Regions from separate parts of the Homo sapiens genome. Here region 2 is linked to region 1. Evidence: chromatin contacts called from ENCODE Hi-C or POLR2A ChIA-PET data. All regions are on one chromosome and are shown on one strand. The core of a region is the stretch at or near the end of the contact, and the rest is flanking DNA. Distances in the headings are between cores, read along the strand shown. Region 1 holds the start of NMT1 (N-myristoyltransferase 1). Region 2 holds the start of SPATA32 (spermatogenesis associated 32).

Region 1 (5,475 bases), core at 1,287-3,786:
GCAATCGCGTTGAACAGCAGTCTTAGACCCCGGAGAGTTGAGTGTGGTGACAGCTCTCAGACTGAGTGGGCATCTTTGACTGCCTTCCAAAGTCAAATATAAATGACTGAGGATTATCTGCTGCTTTGGATCATAATTACTTATGCTTATGCCATTGATATAAAAACAGAGTTGAGTTGGCCGGGCGCGGTGGCTCACGCCTGTAATCCCAGCACTTTGGGAGGCCGAGGCGGGCAGATCACGAGGTCAGGAGATCGAGCCCACCCTGGCTAACACGGTGAAACCCCGTCTCTACTAAAAATACAAAAAATTAGCCGGGTGAGGTGGCGGGCACCTGTAGTCCCAGCTACTTGGGAGGCTGAGGTAGGAGAATGGCGTGAACCCGGGAGGCAGAGCTTGCAGTGAGCCAAAATCGCGCCACTGCAATCCAGCCTGGGCGACAGAGCAAGAGAGCGAGACTCCGTCTCAGAAAAAAAAAAGAAAGAAAGAGTTGACTATATTTAGTTCTGTGTTTTATTTGTGTTTTCTTTCCCTGAGTCAGATGGGAACTGTTTCTTCCCGCCCTGCCATTCTTCCCATGTTGAGATCTTTCCCAAAGGCAAAGATCATTTCCCTTTTTGGCCATGGAGCACTCTGATGGTAAGAATTAGTCCTCTCATCACCCACCACACTCAACCCGAATAGGAAATTTCCAAGAATGGGAACCATGTCTTTGGGCACTTAGGCGAGATTACTCAATCAAAAGAGTGAGACTCAGGGACTGAAACATTCAATCAAGGTTAAAAACAGATTAAAATGTGGCAGTTACCTTTTTTCCCCTGATATAGAATACGCACTGGAGTCACAGTTACCTTTTAGTAACTGATTTCCTTGAGTGAATAGTGTATCAGAAAATGGGACTTTTATGGTGGCAAAGAATTCAGAGGGCCTGGGGCACACAGATCTGGATTTGTATACCGATTTGCCACTTAACCAGCTATGTGACTGTGCAATTTACCAACCTCTCAGGGCCACATTTTTTCATCTGTCAAAAAGGTCAATATGGCCAGGTACGGTGGCTCACACCTCTAATCCCAGCACTTTGGGAGGCCGAAATGGGCAGATCACGAGGTCAGGAGTTCGAGACCAGCCTGACCAACATGGTGAAACCCCGTCTCTACTAAAAATACAAAAATTAGCCAGGTGTGGTGGCGTGCGCCTTTAATCCCAGCTACTCAGGAGGCCGAGGCAAGAGAATCGCTTGAACCCAGGAGGCGAAGGTTGCAGTGAGCCGAGATCGCACCACTGCACTCCAGCCTGGGAGTCAGAGAGAGACTCCGTCTCAAAACAAAACAAAACAAAACAAAGGTTGAATAATAATAATAGGACCTATATTGTAGACTTGTTGAGAGGATTAAATGAGATAATGTACGAAATGCCTTACTACAGAGTCTGGCACTTATTAAAGAAAGAGTTGATGTGGGCTGGGTGCCGTGGCTCACGTCTGTAATCCCAGCACTTTGCGGGGTTGGGGTAGGAAGATCCTTAGAGGCCAGGAGTTCGAGACCAGCCTGGGCAACAAGGCGAGACCCTCGTCTCTACAAAAAATATATAAATTATCCGGGTGTGGTGGCTCATGCCTATAGTCCTAGGTACTTGGGAGGCTGAGGTGGGAGGATACCTTGATTGCAGTGAGCTGTGATCTTGAGCCATTGCGCTCCAGCCTGGGCGACAGAAGGCGGCCGTATTTAAAAAAGAAAAAAGAAAGAAAGAAAGAAAAGAAAAGAAAAAAAGGGTCGTTGTGGAAAATTCTTGTGGGGAATTAAAGGGACCACGTGTGCGCGAAAGAGCTTGGCGAAGATAAGTACCTGGAGGCCAAGATGAGGCGGCGAGCCCTGCCTCCCTAGCAGTGTGGTCTCCTGGCTTAGGGTCAGTGCTTCGCACAAAAAAATCCACTGCCTCTCATGAGACCTTGAACTGCCAATGACCGCAGGTTGCCCAGACTCCCGAGTGAGGAAGGCGGCCAGGAGTCAACTAGGCTTCTTGCGGAAAAGCCCACTCTAAGAAGGCCTGGGGCATTCCGGCTCCAGGCAGGTAGCACCCGCGGGCCTCAGGCCCTTTCACTTACCCGGGAAACGTAACGGTCCTTAACGGCAGCCAATAACGGCTCCCAGCGGCCCAGGCACTGGCAAGGGCAGGCTGAAATCAAACCTCGGATTTTGGAACCTCCACGCCTGAAACCCTAAACCAGCATCGAACTACAACTCCCATCATGCCAGGCGGCCGCCCGGTTCCCAAGGGTCGGTCCCACCAACCTTGCGCCCCTTCTTTCCTCAAAGCGTGGCCGAATGCCTAGGCTTCCGGGTATCAGTGGCCCCGCCTCTTAATCCGACCGGAGCCGTCCCTCGTGATTCCTGGGTATTGTAGTCAGTTTCCTGGGAAAGAGTCGCTCCTAGTGGCAGCTCGCTTCGCCAGAAAAACTACAAAACCCAGAATGCAGCGCAAATTCCCCTTGTCCAATAGGAACCCCCCATGTAGTGGGGCGCGGAGCCCTGCTCTCGCAACTCAAGATGGCGGACGAGAGTGAGACAGCAGTGAAGCCGCCGGCACCTCCGCTGCCGCAGATGATGGAAGGGAACGGGAACGGCCATGAGCACTGCAGCGATTGCGAGAATGAGGAGGACAACAGCTACAACCGGGGGTAACGAAATCCTCGGAGTCCAATTCCCGTCCAGCCTCCCACAACCTGGGTCTCTGGGGTGCGGGGAAGTCACCGGGAGCTTAGTCTAGCCCCACCCTCATGTTCTTATTGGCTAAGTCACTAGGATTCTGCCTGGCGATTGGTTATTGCCTTTGTCATTTACCAAGGGTGGGTGCTCTGGATATTAAGGGCCGGAGACGTTCAGTACTTTTATTATATAAAAGTTCTATGCAGTGTTCCACTCGTGTGCTTCAGGCCATTCCTGGGAAAAGAGCATGTTGGACGATGGTTTTCGATGGTACAACACAGGACAGTCTAGTAACAGTACAGTTCAAAGGGAACGTTACTTATAGACGTGTTGTTTGAACAACGTGACTAGCAATAAACGAATCATAAAACATTTCGCAGCAGTTCACCCTCAGTGAGGAAACTCATCAGACTATACAAACTGTATGTATAATTATATTGTAAAATATCACTACCAGAGAATCCCAAAATATAAACTCACCTTATAAACCTATGTAATTAACGGTATGGTAATGCTTTGATTTACATAGTTTCCATTGCTCCAAATAATCCATAAGTATCCTGAACGATATATTAATATAATTAAGTCTTCGAACATCTTTGCCTTGTTACCTTTGCAGAGCAGCCCCAGGCTTCAAGAAATGAGCGATGTTGTTTCTTGGAGAGTATTTGGAATCCTCGGGCTCCATACTGCCTATCCTGTACTTTAGGGTCTTGCCATTAGTTACTATTTGTTCCTAGGGATGAAGAAACACACCAGGCATTTGAATGTTGAATTCTTTTCCCAAATTAGTTTTTACTTCTGTAAGCCACAGCTTATTCATCTTTCTTCACATGGTTAGTGCCTGGCACTGGCACTCACGCTGTCTCTCCCCATCTTCCTGTCTATATTTGTAGATATATTTTTAAACTGAAAGTCGTGAGAGATTTTTGGGTGTATAACTTGCTGAGTCTGAGGTAGTCTGATTTTCGTAGCCAGCTTGTTATTCGCAGTATTGGTGGCAGTGCAGATATAAAGGTATAAAGACCAAGGACTGCGTAGAAGAGATGGTCCCACAAGATTATAGTACATATTTTTATTGTATCCTTTCTATGTTTAGGTATGCTTAGATACACAAATACTTACCATTGTATTATAGTTGCCTGCAGTACTCAGTAACATGCAGCAGCCTATTGCTCCTAGGCTACAAACCTGTATAGCATGTTACTGTAATGTACACCATATAGCCTAGGCATTTAGTAGGCTATACCATCTAGATTTGTGTAAGTACACCCTATAATGTTGGCAAGGCAAAAATCACCTAACCATGCATTTCCCAGCACATATGCCTGACGTTCAGTGAAGCATGACTGTATTTAAGTGGTTTATAATCTGCTTGTGGTAAATCTTAGGTTAAAAGATCTAGCTTTTATGTTCTTCAGCCGGCATTAAAAATCACAGGAAGGGCCGGGCATGGTGGCTCATGCCTGTAATCCCAGTACTTTGGGAGGCAGATCACGAGGTCAGGAGATCGAGACCATCCTGGCTAACACTGTGAAATCCCATCTCTACTAAAAATACAAAAAATTTAGCCGGGCGTGGTGGCGGGCGCCTGTAGTCCCAACTACTCGGGAGGCTAAGGCAGGAGAATGGCGTGAACCCAGGAGGCAGAGCTTGCAGTGAGCTGAGATCACGCCACTGCACTCCAGCCTGGGCGACAGAGCGAGACTCCGACTCAAAAAAAAAAAAAAAAAAAAAAAATCACAGGAAGAAAGTAGAGGAATAGGAAGCTTGCCAAATTTAGTTTTTATAAGACTGTTCTGTTGCTGTAACTCACAACAGATCTAATGTAATAAAAGTCTTCTTTTGAAGTTTGATATTCCTAAAAATGGAAGAGCTGAGAAAGAGGAAGTAGGAACAGGAAGAAGGGAAAGTGAAGCTCTCCTGAGTAGAGATCTGAATCACAGATGAGAGTTGGTGAATGTGAAAGTCATTCCAGAAGTGAAAGTGTGGCATTTTCTTTGCTCTTTTTGTAGTTGCTTTTATTTTTATCTTCTTAACTGTTGTCCTGACCAGTGTCCTTAGGTTTGTGCCCTATAATCTGTGAATCACTTTTCAAAACTGTGTGCCAGAAAGTTATTTTATTGGCCTGGCGTGGTAGCTCACACCTGTAATCCCAGCACTTTGGGAGGCCGAGGCAGGTGGATCACTTGAGGTCAGCAGTTCGAGAACAGCATGGCCAACATGGTGAAACCCCGTCTCCACTAAAAATACAAAATTTAGCTGGGCATGGTGGCGTACGCCTATAGTCCCAGCTACTCCGGAGACTGAGGCAGGAGAATCACTTGAACCTGGGAGGTGGAGGCTGCAGTGAGTTGAGATTGCACCACTGCACTCCAGCCTGGGCAATAGAGCAAAGCCCTGTCTCAGAAAAAAAAGTGGCACACAGTGGCTCATGCCTGTAATCCCATCACTCTGGGAGGCCGAGGCGGGTGGATCACGAGGTCAAGAGATTGAGACCATCCTGGCTAACATGGTGAAACCCTGTCTCTATTAAAAATAGAAAAATTAGCTGGGCATGGTGGTGCATACCTGTAGTCCCAGCTACTCGGGAGGCTGAGGCAGGAGAATCACTCGAACCCGGGAGGCGGAGGTTGCAGTGAGCTGAGATTGCGCCACTGCACACCAGCTTGGCAACGGAGCGAGACTCCATCTCAAAAAAATAAATAAATAAAATTATTTTATTTGTAGTAGAAGTAAGTGATAACCTTAAAAACTTTGACAGTTT
Region 2 (5,475 bases), core at 1,515-4,014, 200 kb after region 1:
TTGCTTAGTTTTAATTAGGAATGGATGCTGGATTTTGCCTAATGCTTTTTCTGCATTTATTGAGATGATCATATGGTTTTTCTTTAATATGATATTATATATGTTATACATAACATACGTTATAATACATTAACATATGAGTAATGTTATATTATTTGAGTGATAATTCTTTTATATTTTTATATTCTGTTTATGGTAAAATACATTGTTTTTTTTGAGACAGGGTCTCACTCTGTTGCCCAGGCTGGAGTTCAGTGGCGCAATTTCAGCAACCTCAACCTCCCTGTCTCAAGTGATCCTTCCACCTCACCTCTGGAGTAGCTGGGACTACACGTGTTCACCACCACCCCCAGCTAATTTTTGTATTTTTTGTAGAGATGGGTCTTGTTATATTGCCCAGGCTGGTCTTGAACTCCTGGGCTCAAGCTATCCACCTGCCGTGGCCTCCCAAAGTGCTAGATTATAGGTGTGAGCTACCATGCCCAGCTATAAATTTATTTTTTAAAATGTTAAATCAGCCTTGCGTTACTGGGATAAACCTCATTTGGTTGTGATATATTACCCTTTTTCTATGTTGTTGAATCTGATTGGCTTTTTTTCAGAATTTTCACATGCATATTCATGAGGGATATCGGTGTATAATTTTCTTTTCTTGTAATGTCTTTGTTAGGTTTTGATAGGGAGGATGGCTTCGGCCCGGGAGGCAGACGTTGCAGTGAGCCGAGATGGTGCCATTGCACTCCAGCCTGGGTGACAGAGCAAGACTCTGTCTCAAAAAAAAAAAAAAAAGGAGATGAGGTCTCAGTATGTTGCCCAGGCTGGTCTCAAACTCCTGAGCTCAAGCGATCTTCCCATCTTGGCCTCCCAGAGTGTTGGGATTACAGGCGTGAGCCACCATGCCTGGCCTAATTTCTTACCTCAAATTCATATCTTGTATGTCCAGACTCTTAAGTGTGGCTGCCACGGTTCTGCCTGTCTGACCCCTGTCTCCCTTTCTAGTCTGTCATCTCTCCATACCCCACTCTCCTCGCCCTATTCATCCTTCATCCTTTCACCCAAATGAGAAACCTGGGTCATTTGTGACTCCTCCTCCCTCCGCAGCTACTGCCCTCCTACCCCTGATGCTGTCCTCATCTCCCAGTACCAGAGCCAGCACACACCCATGACTTCCTACCCTTTGGCACTTGGTGCTGAGTGCTTTGCACATTCAGTCTTCATACCTACCCTATGCCCAGTTGGCCACGGCTCTCCTCTCACAGATGAGGAAACGTGTATGAGGTCATGCAGCTATTAAGAGCAGCACACGACCCAAAGGCAGGTCTGGCTGGCTCCAAACTCTGGGATGCTACTCACTGCACTGTCTTAAATCTCTTTAGTCTTCCAGTGGGACCACTGCAACTATGTCCCCCTCCAACCTGGATTTTCAATGACCTCAGAGTGAGCCTGCTACATCTCACTTGTCTCCGGTTACCCCCAGACTCCATGTGGCCTCTTGGTCTGATCTCTACCTTCATTTTTCATCTCTTGGCATCCAGCTTCCTGTCCCTCACCCTAAGCCGAAGCTACCCCCAGAGTACCGCAGGCCTTTCTGCACCCAGTGCCTTTGCAAATGCTATTTCTTATACCTGGAAAGCCTTCTTCTGGCAAAGTCCTACTCATGCCTGAAAGCCCAATTCAAATAATCAGTGTAATCCTCTCCATGACAGACCTGGCTGTCTAATCTACGTTTTACCTTACAGGCGTGAGCCACTGCACCCGACCTCTGGTTTTTTTTTTTTTTTTTTTGACAGGGTCTTGCTCTGTGGCCCAGGCTGGAGTGGCAGCATCATAGCTCACTGCAACTCCTGGGCTCCAGTGAGCCTCCCAGCTCAGCCTCCCAAGTAGCTGGGACTACAGGCTCATGCCGCCACACCTGTCTAATTTTAAACATTTCCTGTAGAGGACAAAGTCTCGCTATGTTGCCTAGGCTGATCTTGAACTCCTGGCCTCATGTGATCCTCCCACCTCTGCCTCCCGAAGTGTTGGGATTGCAGGCGTTGAGCCATCATGCCCACCTAATTTTTGACCGTTTTTAATGCTGGCCCATGCCCTTCTGGGAGAGAGGATCCCCAAAAGAAAGCCACCATTTCAGTGGGGGATCTGACGCCCCTATGGGAAGGGGAGACACAGGGCACTGGGGGCAAACATCTTTGCTCATTGGTTCAGAGAAGAGTACAAGGCATCAACGAAGCGCTCCGTAAAAATGTGCTGAAGACTGCCGCTCCTCCCTGCAAAGCCTCAAGCATCAAGGAGGGACAACTGGATGTGATTTTTTGGATCTGCAGTTCAGGATAATTCATGAGTCGTTTCCTGTGCACAAGGCCATTGCTCCTTCTGTGGTCTCAGAACCCCTTCAAGAACCACTGACTCTGCAGTCCCTACTCCAAGGCGCGCATGCGTGTCCGTGAGAGCACATGGGTGTGCACCGCGCAGGGGCTGAGGCTGGGAGCCGTAGTCAGGGGCACCGGGTGGGCTTTGGCGGCGGGTCGACCTGCCTTTCAGGTGCCGGGGGTTTGGGAGCAGGGGAACGGGCCCTGGGCGGATTCCTGACCGCCCCCTTCGCGCCCCTCCCCCTCTCACTTTCGCTTTCCCCGCCTGCCCCAACCCTCGCCCCCGGGCGCTCGGCCGCTCCCACCTGTCACCCCCATGCAGACCGAGGCTCTGTCCTGGAGGCGGGGAGCGGGCTGGTGGATGCTGCCTCTCCGCCTCCAGTGTGCTCTTTGGCTGAGGGACTGGTGGGCGCTGGAAATATTAGAGGCGCCGGTGCCTGTGATGTCGCCGCCTCTGTGACGTCCCCGCCGCGACCCCACAGGCAGGGAGCCGCATTTAGGTTTCGGGCGGGCGGACGGGGGACGGCCCGAGTGAGGCGTCCTCCGAAGGCTGCGGGCCCGAAGCCAGAACTCCTTCCTCTCCGAAGACCTCGGGGGTGGGGCTCGCGCTTCCGCAGCGGGCCTAGAGCGAGAGGCAGGCGGCAGGTAAGCCTGGCTGTGCTGGACAGGACTTGCACCCGCTCTGCACGCCAGCGGCTCAGGGCTGCCGCCCTTTTCGTGGTCCCAGGGCCCTTCCAAGAACCGGCTAAACCAACCCAAGCCGCGCGCACACACACTTGTGCACACAGGGAGTGTGGAGCCAGATTCGATAAGGCACCCCGTGTGCCCCAGCTCCATGACCAAGGAACTCAGCACCCCGTGTGCCCCAGCTCCATGACCAAGGAACTCAGCACCCCGTGTGCCCCAGCTCCATGACCAAGGAACTCAGCCCACAAAGGCATCCCTGGCCCCATGCAGGGCTCAGGAGGCAGCGGAAAGGGTTAAGAGTCCAGGCCTCAAGGACAGGAGGGGAGGGTGGAGGGCCTGTGGTGTGCATCCGGCATCCCTGGATGGTCAGGGCCCAGAACCCATCCCTATTTCCCTTCTGGTGGTAGGGGGCTGCCTAACTTGGGCAGTGGCACAAAGCATGCAGGCTTTGTTGTCCTCCTCCTCCACCCCTCAGCCTGGCATATTTTGGCGAGGGACTTCCCTGATGCCACCGGGCAAGGTATCTTGCCTAACTGGTCTGAATGACTAGCCCAGCGTTGGGACTAGAAGCAGCCACTGGGAGGAGTGGTGGGAAAGCAGCCCCACTCAAGGGCTGAAACAGTCCTTGTCCAAAACAAGGGGGACTTGAAAAGATCTCAGCAAGAAGGCAAAGAGAGGCAGCTGTTAGGGTCGTGAGGTTCAGCAGGCCGGCAGGCAAGAGAGAGGACACCGATGGCCTGGAAACATTTGTCATCACCCCAAACTTTATTGCTTACAAAGAGTTCTCTACAACCCAGACTCTGCAGTACCAAGGCTGCAGTTCTTTATGTGCTGGGGGCCGGGGCTCTCTCCCCGGGAGCAGTCTGACTCAATGTGGACAGCTGGACAAAGGCTGTCTTGGCAAGATGTGGGAATGAGCTTCTCCCACGGAGTCTCGGCGTCCCCTGCCCCAGGAGGTTGAGGCTAGCAGACACCCCCTGACGATTCACAGCTGATTTAATGCTACGTGAGTCCTGAGTAGCTCCCCTGGGAGAAGAGGCTAAGCTGGGGCAATGGGGAAGGGGGTGCTATTCTTAGAGAAATCTGGAAGAGGTTTGAGGAGTCACATGCATGTGGACAGCTCAAGACTGTGTCCCTTCACCCCATCTCCTGGCTTGCTATGCTCCTACAGTGTCACTGCCCTGCCCTGCCCTGCCAGAGGGCAGCCATGAAAGTGCTTTGAGGTCATCAGAGTGCAAAGTGCCGTCGGCAGTACCCTCTGGCCAGGGGCAGGGCAGGGTGAGTGTCAGTGTGATGCTGAGCTGTGCTCTGGGGAACCAGCACGCTGGACACTGATAGTGGGGCTGGGGCGCCGGAGCGTCTCTCTCTGCTGCTTTCCTTAGCACTGATCATGTCCATCCACAGACTGTTCCTGTCAGGCATATCCTGCATCACCCTTCACCTTTACAGATGAGGGAACTGAGTGCCAGCGAGTCTGGGGCAGTGCTGGGCCTGAAGGGGCTCGGGGCCTGCTGCTCTGGGGAAGAGTGGTAGCCAGCAGCAAAGGGGCACATGTCTGGGGACTGAGAACCACTTCACTTACACACCTTCTTTGGTCCTTGGCTGAACCAGAGGTCAACTCAGGACCTGTGTTGCAACAACCTGAAAAGTGTGGTGTATTCTACCAGGGAGCCTTCCCAGGGTCAGGCATTCTTTTCCCCTACACCCAAAAGGGGTGAGCTGGCCAGGTGAGGCCAGGCAAGGGGTTTAGAGGGCCCCCTTAACCTACGGGCGGGCATACCTGCTGACCTGGTTCTGCACTGAACCTGAGTTTGGGCCCTTACACACTTGACACTCTCACAGCAGCCTGGAGGGTGAGGGGCCGAGGGGCTCGCCCACCCCTTCTGACCCAGGCTGGAAGCTGCTCTCCCCTGTCTGCCAGCAAATGGTCACTGATCCAAGCGGGTCAGGCCAACTCGACTGGAGCAGGGCAGAGAAGATCCTGTTTGTTTCCCGAGGTAACTCCTGCCATCCTCCTCTGTCTCTTCACGTGGCGGAGTGTTTTCTCAGCAGGGTGGGGCAGGGCTCAGGTGTGAAATCCTGGGAGGCATTCTGCTTGCCCCCACCTTGCTGCTGCGAGGCCCTGGTCCCACTGCTGAGCCGGGGGCTGGCAGATCCCTGGGAACGGCTGAGCCTGTGTTTCAGGGCAGCATCGTGCACCGAGCAGGAAGGCTGCTTCCGGCAGTGTGGAGCCGGCGGTGGAGGGCAGGGTTAGGGCCTGTTCTCCAGCTGGCCATGCTTGACCCTCCAGCTCCAGGCGAAGCTGCCATCAGGGGCCAGTGTGCACTGCAGGTCGATGCCCGAGTCTGGCACCTCCATGTCGTAGCGAACAGGCTGCCCGTCTTTGGTGACCAAGCTGAAGGCTGCAGCTGGGATCTAA

Evidence for each region. Hi-C counts contacts between places; a loop is a spot of excess contacts on that map. ChIA-PET counts read pairs that join two places held with the same protein, here RNA polymerase II (POLR2A). Pooled maps may share reads with other maps.
Region 2: a loop to region 1 is called in a pooled map, with 2.5 times the contacts of the local background. The contact joins the promoter of SPATA32 here to the promoter of NMT1 in region 1. A Hi-C loop is called at or near these places in 2 of 50 pooled maps. POLR2A ChIA-PET finds 5 or more read pairs at or near these places in 3 of 52 experiments (CD8-positive, alpha-beta memory T cell, activated CD4-positive, alpha-beta T cell and activated naive CD8-positive, alpha-beta T cell).

The regions. Positions count from the first base shown.
Region 1 is chr17:45,058,781-45,064,255 of GRCh38, forward strand. NMT1 (N-myristoyltransferase 1) reads left to right here and starts at 2,537. Exons shown (of 12, transcript NM_021079.5): 1 at 2,537-2,680. The coding sequence starts at 2,550. It also overlaps a transcript of DCAKD not described here. RefSeq lists enhancers at 1,317-2,308, 2,168-2,347, 2,309-3,300, 2,448-2,807, 2,661-2,955 and 1 more.
Region 2 is chr17:45,259,330-45,264,804 of GRCh38, forward strand. It overlaps SPATA32 (spermatogenesis associated 32), which reads right to left and starts at 2,765. Exons shown (of 5, transcript NM_152343.3): 1 at 2,675-2,765. The coding sequence starts at 2,687. It overlaps MAP3K14 (mitogen-activated protein kinase kinase kinase 14), which reads right to left. Exons shown (of 16, transcript NM_003954.5): 16 at 3,790-5,471. The coding sequence ends at 5,307. The region is part of intron 2 of MAP3K14-AS1 (MAP3K14 antisense RNA 1); the gene reads left to right. RefSeq lists silencers at 2,409-2,528, 2,599-2,648 and enhancers at 2,597-3,202, 2,679-2,768, 3,203-3,806.